Regions from separate parts of the Homo sapiens genome. Here regions 2 and 3 are each linked to region 1. The links are chromatin contacts, found by Hi-C or POLR2A ChIA-PET in ENCODE. All regions are on one chromosome and are shown on one strand. Each heading gives the region's core, a stretch centred on a gene start or an enhancer-like site at or near the end of the contact. The rest is flanking DNA. Distances are from core to core; before and after follow the strand shown.

Region 1 (4,029 bases), core at 1-2,500:
GAGAAATTGAAATTGCCCACCTCTTTCCTGGAAAACTCATGAATAATCCACCCTTGTTTAGCACATCATCAAGCAATAAATACAAGTATCCCTAGTCCAGCAGCCCAAGCTGCTGCTCTAACAATGGAGTACCCATTGTTTCTTTACTTTCTTAATACACTTGCTTTGGCTTTGCACTGTGCTCTCCCATGGATTTTTTCTTGCGTGAGCTCTAAGAACTCTCTCTTGGGGTCGGATCCGGACCCCTTTCTGGTAACAGAAGCACTGCTTCACGAAGATCATGCAGGTCAGTACTTAATAAGTACAAAAAAGTCTATAGCGACACTATTTATAATTTTAAAAATGATTGAAGTCAATTAACATTTAAGTGTTAAAAAGAAAGTAAACAACCCAAATATACACAAACAGTAGACTGCTCTGGCTTGCATACAGAGAGGTCCATTGCCCTTTTGGGTGGGCCTAAGAAGCACTTCTGGGGAGAGGGGGCGTCAGGCTGTGATGGCTGCGGGAGGAGTGACTCCTCCCAGGATGAGGGTCTCCATCCTCCCAGTGCTCACTCAAGTTCAGTATTTCCAAGTCCTTCCAGGGGCGTAACGCACGTCAGAACGGCCATTAGTGTCACAGATACGTGTCCCCTTGCATTTCCAGGAAATGCCCTTGGTTGGCGAACTACAGTCGTGACAGTCGGGCCACAGGGCGTTTTGTGAGTTATCGTCTTGGGCAAATGAGTGCCAAAAAAAAAAAAAAAAAAAGACCTGAAGGTGAACAGCATAGCGGCAGGGTTTGGGATGAGAGGAGCCCCTTTGCTAGCAACGGCGAGCACTTGCGCGGTACCAGCAAGGGCTGCCCATGTCTCGGAGGGAAACGTTTGTGTGAGCGCAGGAATGACCCGGAAGACCTTGGCACGGCTGCAGTTTTCTGGGAAATGTAATTTCTTGGTCCGGGCGCCATGGCCCTTATAAGTAGAGGGTGTCCCTTGGTTTCGAGTTGTATCGTTCACCAGAGGACGACTGTGTGCCCCAGGACAATTTGCGCATGGTCCTAGCTGGCCGGCTCTAGGTCGACGGCCCCAGGCGGTTAAGCTACTTACAAAGCCGTGACCGGTTTGCCCGCGGCGCACCAGGTCCGCGCAGCCGCAGAGACCCTTGGGAAGTGTGGTCTTCGGGTGCCGGCGGTTCGCGGCTTCCGGGACATTTGTACCGCAGGGGGAGGATTCTGGGAAATGTGGTTCGCCGTGGGCGGTGCACTGGGTCAGTCCCGCGATAGCTTCAGGCCTGGCGGCGGCTTCCAAGCTAAGGAACGGTTTGGGGCAGTGTCGTTCCCGGAGGTCGGCCGCCGTTACCCGCTCACCAGCTACGCGGCGCGTCAGGTCCGCGGAGGCGCGGGCTCGGGGCGCCTGCGGGACGGTGAGGCCCTGCTGAGGACTCCGGCAAGTGTGGGTCGCGGCGACGGCGGGGCTAAGGCCCTGGGTCCGCGCGCGGTTTGACCACGGCCGGGGCCTTGGGCATTTCCTGGCCTTCCTGTTGAGCCGTGTAAACGCGGGGTGATGACGGCGCCGACCTCTTGGCACTGTTGTGAGAGCGAAGTGGGCGCGAGAGCAGACGCCAGCTACAGTTTTTTTTGGGTTATGTCGTCATGAAGCCGGCGCTTTCAGTTGTGCAACCTTGAACAAATGGGTTCAGTATCTCGGAATTTCAGTTTTGTCTTCATTTTAAAAAATAAATCTGGTTTAGAACTCGACCTCAAGCGATCCGCCCGCCTCCGCCTTCCGAAGTGCTGGGATTAAAGGCGTAAGCCACCGCACCAGCCTAACGAACATGGCGAAACGCCGTCTCTACTAAAAATACAAAAAAAAATTAGCTGGGCGTGGTGGCACGTGTCTATAATCCCAGCTATTCGAGAGGTTGAGGTAGGAGAATCGCTTCAACCCGGGAGGCAGAGGTTGCAGTGAGTCGAGGTCGCTCCATTGCACTCCAGCCTGGAGACAGAACGAGACTCCGTCTCAAAAAAAAAAAAAAAAAAATCTGGAATAATATGAATGCACACCTTGCAAAGTGGTGAAGACTGAACGAGCTGATAAAGTTGTTACCGTTGTTTTATGAGTCTTTTGTATACAGAATAATTGATTTTCCCCGCAGGTGGCACCTGGTAAATAGCCCTTGCGGAGAAACACCCTGTTCCTTCCCAGGGAGAGATTGACGCTCCGGCGAGTGATTACCAGTGTGCTTTTCCATTAAGGTGTGTGACAGGTGCCGCAAGATAAGCCCGATTTTTCATGACTGCTTTTTCCTGCCTTTCTGTGCCCTCAGGACACTGCCCATCTCTAAGATAAGAACCTGGAAAGGGGACTCTGTTGGCCATTGGAAATTGCAGAATAATGTCTCAGGTAAGTCGGTGTGTCCCCAAATCTTCCTGAAACACTTTATTAGGCCTCTGTGTGTTTGCTTTGCTTCTCCTGCCTGTTCCCACCTAATCAAGTCCATTTAAGGGACTAGATCTATGGTTCCTTTCACTATAGGAAGAATGGAGCCCACAGGAGAGCTCCAAGGTATTGTCCTCATCACCCAGTGTTCCTCTTTTCTACAGTTTTCTGCTAGAAGACTTTCTAGATTGCCAACATTTTAAAACTGTAATTCACAATGCAACTTTGGAATGTAAGGTTATTCGGTTTATGGTTGTCAAAACTGTACCATGTGGTCTCAAGTGAAGAGATGTTTGGAGTCATCCTTGATTCTTCCTTTTGACTTATAACTCATATTCAGGTCCTCTAGTTTGGATCTAAACGATACACCGTATACAGCATCTGACCATTAGTTAGCCCATCACCACCACCACCACTACCACCCCAGTCCGAGCCACCTGGATTATTGCGGTAGCCTCCTAGCTGGATTCCCAGCATCTGCCCTTAACCCTCATCAGTCTGTTCTCAGTACAGCTGTGACCATGGTCCTATTGTTATATAAATTCCTGTCATTCCGCAACCTAAAATTTTTCAGTGGTTCTAACTGAGTCACTTCTGCAATGACCTATTTGTACAATTAGGCCATTACCTCCCTGATCCCACCTTCCTTCTCTGCCTCCTCATTCCTGTGCGCTCCAGCCTCTGTCACCAGTTGCTGTGCCATCCACGTGGAATATTCTTCCCCCACATACGCACAAGCTTGCATCCTTATCTCCTTCTGTGTTTGTTCCGTGGTTACTTTCTCAGAACAGCTTCCCTGAAAGCCTATTTGCAATTGCAGTCACCTTCCCTAGCGCTTCCACTCCTCCATCACTGCTTTGTTGTTTTCCACAGTGTGTGTCACTCACTAGCTGATGTACTGTATGTTCAGTATATGCACGTGCTCATTGTCTGTTCCTGGTGGGAGGAATGCTTTTTCTTCTTTGTTGACTGTTATAGCGTCAGTACCCAGAGTGTTACCTGGCACCAAATGGATGCTTAGTAAGTAATTGTGGAGTGAATAAGATGAGTAATGAAGAACTGGTGGGGCAGAATCATGGCATGGAAGGTGAAGCTTGCACAGGAGGGGATGTAAGTAGCAGATGTACATCTTGGGTGAAGTCTGTTTTCATGGAATAATTAAGATAATTAGAATTGAAAAACTGGTGTGGTAGTGCATGCCTGTTGTCCCAGTTACTCGGGAGGCTGATGAGGTAGGAAGATTTCTTGAGCCCTCTGGTGTAAGCCTGTAGTGAGCTATGATTATGTCACTGCACTCCAGCTTGGTGACAGAGCAAGAACCTGCCTCTTGAAAGAAAAAACAAAGTAAAGGCTAAAGTGAACTAATGCCAAAACCATTCATTGGTTCATCTTCTAAACACTTATGAAGTACCTGTTAGGAAGAGTTGTACATGGATTTTGGTGTACACTGACACACAGGACTTCATGATCTAGTGCAGTATTGTCTAAGAGAACTTTCTGCAGTGGTGGAAGTGCTGTGCATGTGTACTGATCAGTACGGTAGCCAACAGCCCCATCTGACTATTGAGTACTTGAACTGTGGCTTAAGCAATGGAGAAAATAAATTT
Region 2 (4,309 bases), core at 1,343-3,842, 1.1 Mb after region 1:
TTCTGTTAGAACCCTGAGGAGTGGTGCAGAGATCCTGCAGGCCTGCCTCTCTGCTCTGGGATGAGGCAGGAGGGTGCTGAAATAACTAGAGTTCTAAGACACGACCTCAGTGGCCAGTATCAGGGGAACTCAGTGGCCAGTATCAGGGGTGGCAATCCAGGCTGGTCGTGGATTAGGGGTTCAGGCTGGTTTGGGGATTGGGACTTAGGTACTGGTCTCCAGATGGAGCTCAGAACTACTCTTAGGGTATAAGAGTCTTGGGAATGACCGGGCGCAGTGGTTCACGCCTGTAATCCCCACACTTTGGGAGGCCGAGATGGGTGGATTACCTGAGGTCCGGAGTTCGAGACCAGGCTGGCCAACGTGGTGAAACCCCATCTCTACTAAAAATACAAAAATTAGCCAGGCATGGTGGCAGGTGCCTATAATCCCAGCTACTTGGGAGGCTGAGAAAGGAGAATTGCTTGAACCTGGGAGGCAGAGGTTGCACTGAGCCAAGACTGCGCCTTTGCACTCCAGCCTGCGGAAGAAGAGCAAAACTCCGTCTCAAAAAAAAAAAAAAAAAAAAAAAAAAAAAACAGTCAGCCGGGAGTGGTGGCTCACGCCTGTAATCCCAGCACTTTGGGAGGGTGAGGCAGGTGGATCACGAGGTTAGGAGTTCAGACCAGCCTGGCCAAGATGGTGAAACCCCATCTCTACTAAAAACACAAAAATTAGCCGGGCATGGTGGCAGGTGCCTGTAATCCCAGCTATTTGGGAGGCTGAGGCAGAGAATTGCTTGAACCCGGGAGGCGGAAGTTGCCATGAACCAAGATGGTGCCAATGCACTCCAGCCTGGGCAACAGAGTGAGGCTCCATCTCAAAAAAAAAAAAAAAAAAAAAAGATTCTTGGGAACGTGGTTACTGGGGCTTAGGGTTAGGCTCATCTGAGGATATAGGGGCCTTAGGACATGAGGAGACATAGCAGGCTGGTCCTGAGGTACCTGCGCCTGGGTCCCCGCCCATAGAGCTGCCTCTGGAGGTTCTGGGAAATGGGCCGCAGATGCATGAAGTTGCAGAAGCCACCTCGGGTACATTCCCTGCATAGAGGGTAGAGAGATGGAGGAAGCCATTGTCACTGACAGCCCCTACCACGCATTCAAAGTCTGGGATTCCAAGTGCCCATCCCACCCTTGAACTACCATACCCCATCTCATACTGGCGACAGCATGACTCCCGGAAGTCAGTGACAGGAGACAGCTCACCGTGCACAGCCTGCCCGTTGAACCAGCGGTTACTGAGTTCAGCCACGGCCCGCTCTCCATCCTCCTCCCTCCGGAACTGCAGGAAATGTCAGTCAGGGTCAGCAGGAGAACTCAGAGATCTTCAGGGGACTCACTACCCGCTCTGGGGCTGGACTGGATTTAGTGATGAAATTCAAGCTGAGAGCCTACAGTGGCCACCATCAGGCATTGAAACGCCTCCACTTCTGGGCCCTAAGTGGGGGGCAGCAAGCACCTTGACATAGACGTTGCCCACGAGGTGGTCCCCAAGGTTGTCGCACACATTCATCTCTTCAATCTCCCCATACTTCTCCTGCAGTTCTGTGAACACCTCCTGTGGAAGACGGGGAGGAACTCAGCTGAGCTCCCACAAGAAACCCCATCTGCCCCTACCAACCCTCACCTCGAAGAAGCTATCATAGTGCTCCTGCACCTCCACGTCACTCACATGACCTGGGGTGGGGGCGGGCAGGGTGGAATCAGAGTGTAGCCTACTGGGGGCTGTTCACCTTGCCCCCAGGCCTGGTCCCTTACTCACAGTGTGATCCGTCTGCAGTTTGGGCTGTGTTCTGTGGATTCCGGTACAGGTTGAGCAGCACTATGGTCTGCACAGAATTTAAAAGGGGCGGGGCCTGAGCTCAGAGGGCAGGGCTGCATGAACAGAGAGTGAGGCATGAAGGTTGGGGGTGGAACCTTACACCCCAGCCTAAGCATCATGAGTGCATCGGCGATCCTTTGCCCCTAAGAAACCAGAAAAGGGATGGAGGGGACTGGCAAGGATGAACAGCGGGATGGAAGGGACTGGCAAAGATGAACAGCCGCCGTGTGTAGCCTGTACGCATGGGGGCGCGACCAAGTTCCCGGGAAAACGGCACGAAGACCGGTGGGAGGAGCCTGCAGAAAGGTCCAATGAGAAAAAAAGCCGGGCGGTGGGGAGGGACTCAGGAACCCGGAATAGGCGGGACATGGTGACGACGGCCCCAGAAGGGGAAGGGCCAGGGAGCCGTTAACCCCCGAGGCTCCGTGCCGGGTCTCACCTGGCTGAATGTCGGCTTGTTGTGAAGCCGGGAGCACCGGTCCCCGTGCCGGCAGACCCCGATCTTAAAGTAAAAAGAGCAGTTAACCCTGGAAAAGGTGCAAAGACAAAGGTGAACCGAGGGCCGGGGAAGCTGGGCACCCCAGAAACACCGCCCCACCACCCAGGACCCCAGTACCCCGGCCCCGACCCCCCGAGAGTCCACTCCCAGCGCCCGTTCTCACTTGTCCTTCTCAGTCCCGAATATCGAAGCTAAATATTCAGCCATTTTTACCCAAGCCCTCCAGGTCTGGCTGCTCTTACGTCACTTCCGTTGCTTAGGAGCACTGGGAAGTGTAGTTCGTTGCCCTCTCCAGGCGCTTACCAAGCGCTCGGAAACGCCCCAGGGCGCTTGCGCGTGGGAGGCGCGCGCCCTCCCCATAGACTCCCCGGTAGGAGTTCTTTTAACAGCGCATGCGTGCAGTGTTGCCTCGCCCAAAGAAGACTACAATCTCCAGGGAAACCTGGGGCGTCTCGCGCAAACGTCCATAACTGAAAGTAGCTAAGGCACCCCAGCCGGAGGAAGTGAGCTCTCCTGGTGAGTTGGGGGTCGTTTCGCCCACCCTAGTAAATATAAAGAGCTCTTTAATCCAGCCAGCTTACTAGTGGGGGTGGGGATGCCCTGCTTTCAGCAAACCGACCTTTACATTTATCTCTGATTTGTTCTAATAGGGGCGTGGTTGTTCGTGATCCTTGCATCTGTTACTTAGGGTCAAGGCTTGGGTCTTGCCCCGCAGACCCTTGGGACGACCCGGCCCCAGCGCAGCTATGAACCTGGAGCGAGTGTCCAATGAGGAGAAATTGAACCTGTGCCGGAAGTACTACCTGGGTAAGGCAGATCGCTAGGGTCCCAGGAGAAGAGAGGGGACTGGACTAGAGCACCCGAGGGAAGAGGGCCTCGGGGCCTGGATTCTTAAGTCTAAGAGATGAAGGACCTGCGAACGCCGACTCCTGGATTTGAGTGGGGAGGGCCTGGGTCCTGAGGAATGAGGAAGCTGGGGCCTCAATTTCTGGATCCCAAGAGAGGAGGGGGATTGAGGGCCTGGACTCTTGGGTCCTGTGAAAGAGATGGTTGAGGAATCAGATTCCTGGATCCCAAAGAGGAGCCAGATTCCTGAGTCCCTGACAACAGAAATCTCCATTTGAACTTGGGTGTGGGAGAGTTTCTTCCAAATAGATCTCGGTGGGAGTTGGAGAAGATCTTCATTGCCTTATGAGGTTTTGGGGTTTGTTTGTTTGTTTTTCTTTCTCCCTAGGGGGGTTTGCTTTCCTGCCTTTTCTCTGGTTGGTCAACATCTTCTGGTTCTTCCGAGAGGCCTTCCTTGTCCCAGCCTACACAGAACAGAGCCAAATCAAAGGCTGTGAGTCTAGAGCACAGAGGAGGGAGGCCAGTGGCAGGGGAGAGGGGGAAGCGGGGAATCTTGGTGGGAAGGGACAATGGAGGATCCAAAATGTTGGGGCTCTGGGTGAGAAGGGAAGGCTGGTCTAGGGAAGTCTGGAGAGCAGCCGGAGGCCAACCCTTCCAGCTTCTGTTTCCCATGACAGATGTCTGGCGCTCAGCTGTGGGCTTCCTCTTCTGGGTGATAGTGCTCACCTCCTGGATCACCATCTTCCAGATCTACCGGCCCCGCTGGGGTGCCCTTGGGGACTACCTCTCCTTCACCATACCCCTGGGCACCCCCTGACAACTTCTGCACATACTGGGGCCCTGCTTATTCTCCCAGGACAGGCTCCTTAAAGCAGAGGAGCCTGTCCTGGGAGCCCCTTCTCAAACTCCTAAGACTTGTTTTCATGTCCCACGTTCTCTGCTGACATCCCCCAATAAAGGACCCTAACTTTCGATACTGACTTCCTGGGATCTTTTAGAGGTTGAGGCATAAATGATTATTAATATTTAAAAACATCTGTTGAGAGCTTTGTACGAGGCTTAGTATTTAGACATGATGTACATTTTTTACAGTGCATACTACTC
Region 3 (4,316 bases), core at 789-3,288, 2.0 Mb before region 1:
ACTTGGTCATCTCACTCATGAGTAACCAGCTTCTGTGAAAACCAGCTGATGTTGAAACACACACATTCACCTACAAAACCACGGTGTTATTTTACAGCAAAGGGAGTAGTATGTTCTTAAGACCCTTAATCCCTCCATAAATGGTTAGTCATCTGTAAAATAGTGGTAACTGTTTCCACTTCATGGGGTTTTGTAAGAATTACACAACTAATACTAATAAAGTTCCTAGTGCCTCACACACTGTACCCAGTAACTACTAATATTATTATCCCCTAGGATTATTATTACTCCTAGTATTGAAGACATGTTACTTTAATCACCTGAGTGCCTTTCTCTCCATTGCTCTGTATTTTTATTTTATTTATTTATTTATTTTTTTGAGACAGAGTCTCGCTCTGTCACCCATGCCGGAATGCAGTGGCAGGATCTTGGCTCACAGCAACCTCCACCCAGATTCAAGTGATTCTCCTGCCTCAGCCTCCTGAGTAGCTGCAACTATAGGCGCGGGCCGCCACACCCAGCTAATTTTTGTATTTTTAGTAGAGGCGGGGTTTTGCCATGTTGGCCATGCTGGTCTTGAAGTCCTGGCCTCAGGTGATCCGACCACCTCGGCCTCCCAAAGTGCTGGGATTACAGGTGTAAGCCACAGCGCCTGGCCAGAGACCAGGTCTCTTCAAACAAAAAAACAAACAAAACCCCTAAATATTGACAATGTCATCTGTGGATTCTACCCAGGAAATAACCCACATTAAAATGATGGTTTGTGAGGGTCGGCAGGGGTATAGTGTATTTCATCCAAAAACATAACAAATGTGTGATCCAATTATAATAGCAATTATGGGAAAAGCTGTCGGTGACTGATAAGGAGTTATAAAAGAAAAGACTCAAATTTACACAGGCTTTTCAAAAGATCATAATCCTGCTATTGGAGGTGGAAGTCTTCTAGACACTAACAAGGTGGAGAGAAATCTCCATGTGGAGGCCCAGATTAAACATCTCCCATCAAAGTGGAACTCGTCAAATGTCCTAAGACACCTAAGGCCGTCCCCAGGCGCCCTGACAATAAAAGGTAACCAGAACACGAGAGAAATTACTCTGGGAGTACCTTTCACATTCAAGGTGTGCAGTAGGAAATTTATAAATTGGCATCTGGCTCGTCCATTCATTTCTCATTGGTGTGGTTCACGTGTGCTTGCAAAGGTCAGACTTCTGCCCTTCGAATGTCCTCTCTCCCTCTCCCACAGAAAACACCCACATGTGGGTCCTTGTTTAAAGCAGAAAGTCCTAGTCCTTAGCTTTTAGTGAGGTGGATGTCATCAGGCCTGGGTTGGCATCCTGTTTTTTACCATGGCAAGTCATATGCGCCCTTAAGCATTCCTGCTTTTGGTCCAAGCTTCCTGCGTGGGAATACTGCGGTCCTCCTTTCAGGCAGCTGTGAATGACAAACGGTCGCTGGCTGCCGTGACACCCATTGTCCCGCGAGAGTGCCCTAGCTGGGCCCCAGTGCACTCGAGGCGGTCCCTGCTCGGGTGCCCCTCCCACAGGCAGGCGCCGTTGCCGACCAAACGCCCAGGTTCACCCAACGCCAGAGGCTCGTCCTCAATTCCCGCGAGGCCCCCGGAGGTGCTGGGGTCCCTGCAGGGCCGGGCCACCTGCCGTGGAGCTCAGGCCGCGCCAGAATCGGATCCGGGAAGCTGCGCGCCATGAGCAGCTCCCTGCGGCCGGGCCCCAGCCGCTGGCGGCGGGCGGCCAGCATCGTCCTGGCGGCTGGCTGGTCGCGCCCGGAGACCGCCACCCCGCCGTCGCGCCCGCCGCCGGCCGAGGGCTTCCGGCTGCTGCTGCTGCAGCGCTCCCCGCACCAAGGCTTCATGCCGGGCGCGCACGTCTTCTCCGGCGGAGTGCTGGATGCGGCCGACCGCTCGGCGGACTGGCTGGGCCTCTTCGCGCCGCACCACGGGCCGCCGCGCTTCGGCCTGGGCCCGGCGCCATTCAGCCGCACCGCTTTCCCGTCGCTGCCCGACACCGATGACCACAAGACCGACAACACTGGGACGCTGCCTGAGGACGTAGCCTTCCGCATCTGCGCCGTGCGGGAGGCCTTTGAGGAGGCGGGCGTGCTGCTGCTGCGGCCCAGGACTTCCCCACCAGGCCCAGCACCCGGGCCTGGCCTCGCCCTGGAGCCACCGCCGGGCCTGGCCTCCTGGCGCGACCGCGTGCGCCAGGACCCGCGCCACTTCCTGCGGCTGTGCGCCCACCTCGACTGCACACCCGACATCTGGGCGCTGCACAACTGGAGCGCCTGGCTCACCCCTTTCTTGCGGGGCACCACTCGCCGCTTTGACACGGCCTTCTTCCTGTGCTGCCTGCGCGAGCCGCCGCCCGTCTACCCCGACTTGGCGGAGGTGGTGGGCTACCAGGTAAGGCCTGCTCAGGGCCTTGCTGCGGACCGCCAGGACGTGAGAGGGAGGACCCCTCCCAGCGGCCCAGGCCCCCAAGGGACCCCCGCATAGGCCAAGCCCAGAGAGATTAAGCAGCAAGGAACGCTTAGACGGGCTGGAAACTCTCACCCCTGTAGACCAAAGCCATGCTCTTGGTGAAGTGCTCTCTGCTTTCCTAGGCTTTGGGGTCTCAAGGCCTGGAGCCTGTCTCTCCACGTGGTTCCTCCAGCGTGGCCACTGTGTAAGCACTTGTACATGTGTAGACATAGTACATCTCCACAGCCGTTTAATTTGGTTTTCTTGGAGAACAGACTTAATATGATCCAGTCTTCCTATTTTTATTTATTTTTGGTACAGATGGGGGTCTTGTCTCTCTGTGTTGCACACCCAGGCTCGTCTCCAGCTCCTGGTGTGTCCAGAATTGGTTCCTTCCAGTGGGTTCTTGGTCTCGCTGACTTTAAGAATAAAGCCGCGGACCCTCGAAGTGAGTGTTACAGTTCTTAAAGATGGTGTGTCCAGTTTCTTCCTTCAGATGTTCAGATGTGTCTGGAGTTTCTTCCTTCTGGTAGGTTCGTGGTCTCGCTGACTTCAGGATTGAAGCCGCAGACCTTCGCAGTGAGTGTTACAGCTCTTAAAGGTGGTGCGTCAGGAGTTGTTTGTTCCTCTTGGTGGGTTTGTGGTCTCGCTGGCTTCAGGAGCGAAGCTGCAGACATTTGTGGTCAGTGTTACAGCTTATAAAGGTAGTGCGGACCCAAGGAGTGAGCAGCAGCAAGATTTATTGCAAAGAGCAAAAGAACAAACCTCCCACAGCGGAAGGGGATCAGAGCAGGTTGGGTGCTGGTGGCTGGGTGGCCAGCTTTTATTCCCTTATTTGGCCCTGCCCATGTCCTGCTGATTGGTCCATTTTGCAGAGTGCTGATTGGTCCATTTTTACAGAGTGCGGATTGGTGCGTTTACAAATCTTTAGCTAGACAGAGCACTGATTGGTGCGTTTTTACATAGTACTGATTGGTGCATTTACAAACCTTTAGCTAGACACAGAGCACTGATTGGTGCGTTTTTACAGAGTGCTGATTGGTGCATTTACAAATCTTTAGCTAGACAGAAAAGTTCTCCAAGTCCCCACTGGACCCAGGAAGTCCAGGGGCTTCACCTCTCAATCCCGCCTCTAAACAGGGCACCCCATCTGCTGTTGGGAATTGGGCAATGACTGCTCTAGCTACTTCCTGCTGGACAGGGGCAAAGAAGGGGCCCTGCAGTTGTAGTGTCCTCCAGAGGGGAACTCTCTAGGCCAGTGAAAGGGCCAGTGGGTCGGTCCAGGGGTCCTCGGTAGAAGTTGTTAGTTGAGCTCATTTGGGTTTCCGTTTGTAAGACCATCTGTAGTTTGATGGCCTTGATTCTAGAGGAAACAAATTTGACAAGGAGGTTAAAAATACAGGGCCCGAAGGCGAGTAATAGTAAAACGGCTGTCACAGGATGTAGAAAGGGGAGAAGCCATGTTGCCCAACTCCAGAGGTTGGTATAAGAGTTTGAAAGGCGTTGTCTGATTTCAGAAACCTTTTCCTGTAAATGCCGGGCGGCATCTTGCACTATCCCTGACTTGTTAGTGTAAAAACAACACTCTTCCCCTAAGGTGCAAAGTCCTCCTTTCTCAGCAGTGAGGAGGTCTAGGCCTCGGGGGTTTTGGAGAGTCACTGCTGCCAGAGTCTATTTGGGATTGTAGTTACTATCCTTACTGAATAGATTTTGTTATTTCTTGCAAACTGTCTGAGAAATACTTTGAGAGTGTGTGGTAGTAAGATAATGAAGTAGATAAACTGGCTATTCCGGTTCCTGTAGCAGTGGCCATTTCTAGCCCTATAAGTAGGGGTATCAGTT

The links. A loop is a pair of places that touch in the nucleus more often than their neighbours do. ChIA-PET counts read pairs that join two places held with the same protein, here RNA polymerase II (POLR2A). Pooled maps may share reads with other maps.
Region 2: a map of CD8-positive, alpha-beta T cell shows a loop between it and region 1 (20-fold over the local background). The contact joins the promoter of U2AF1L4 here to the promoter of ZNF302 in region 1. A Hi-C loop is called at or near these places in 4 of 168 maps with a recorded cell type or tissue (CD14-positive monocyte, CD4-positive, alpha-beta memory T cell, CD8-positive, alpha-beta T cell and 1 more), 1 of 37 single-sample maps with no recorded cell type and 11 of 50 pooled maps.
Region 3: a map with no recorded cell type shows a loop between it and region 1 (9-fold over the local background). The contact joins the promoter of NUDT19-DT here to the promoter of ZNF302 in region 1. A Hi-C loop is called at or near these places in 1 of 37 single-sample maps with no recorded cell type and 3 of 50 pooled maps. POLR2A ChIA-PET finds 5 or more read pairs at or near these places in 1 of 52 experiments (activated naive CD8-positive, alpha-beta T cell).

Annotation. Positions count from the first base shown.
Region 1 is chr19:34,676,428-34,680,456 of GRCh38, forward strand. It overlaps ZNF302 (zinc finger protein 302), which reads left to right and starts at 1,251. Exons shown (of 5, transcript NM_001289187.2): 1 at 1,251-1,676; 2 at 2,310-2,386. The coding sequence starts at 2,378. SCGB2B2 (secretoglobin family 2B member 2) reads right to left here and starts at 732. Exons shown (of 4, transcript NM_001025591.4): 1 at 1-732. It also overlaps the pseudogene ZNF807P and the pseudogene SCGB1B2P. RefSeq lists enhancers at 223-1,120, 780-879, 930-989, 1,121-2,017, 2,875-3,376 and a silencer at 1,440-1,499.
Region 2 is chr19:35,742,826-35,747,134 of GRCh38, forward strand. It overlaps U2AF1L4 (U2 small nuclear RNA auxiliary factor 1 like 4), which reads right to left and starts at 2,593. Exons shown (of 6, transcript NM_001040425.3): 1 at 2,523-2,593; 2 at 2,300-2,387; 3 at 1,498-1,596; 4 at 1,187-1,320; 5 at 984-1,079. The coding sequence starts at 2,566. It overlaps PSENEN (presenilin enhancer, gamma-secretase subunit), which reads left to right and starts at 2,826. Exons shown (of 4, transcript NM_172341.4): 1 at 2,826-2,875; 2 at 3,010-3,166; 3 at 3,594-3,698; 4 at 3,883-4,309. The coding sequence starts at 3,106. The coding sequence ends at 4,022. RefSeq lists a silencer at 1,145-1,305.
Region 3 is chr19:32,690,258-32,694,573 of GRCh38, forward strand. NUDT19-DT (NUDT19 divergent transcript) reads right to left here and starts at 2,039. Exons shown (of 2, transcript NR_186320.1): 1 at 1,106-2,039. It overlaps NUDT19 (nudix hydrolase 19), which reads left to right and starts at 1,564. Exons shown (of 3, transcript NM_001105570.2): 1 at 1,564-2,417. The coding sequence starts at 1,704. It overlaps LOC124904690 (a long non-coding RNA gene), which reads right to left. Exons shown (of 2, transcript XR_007067226.1): 2 at 2,708-3,837. RefSeq lists a silencer at 1,527-1,936.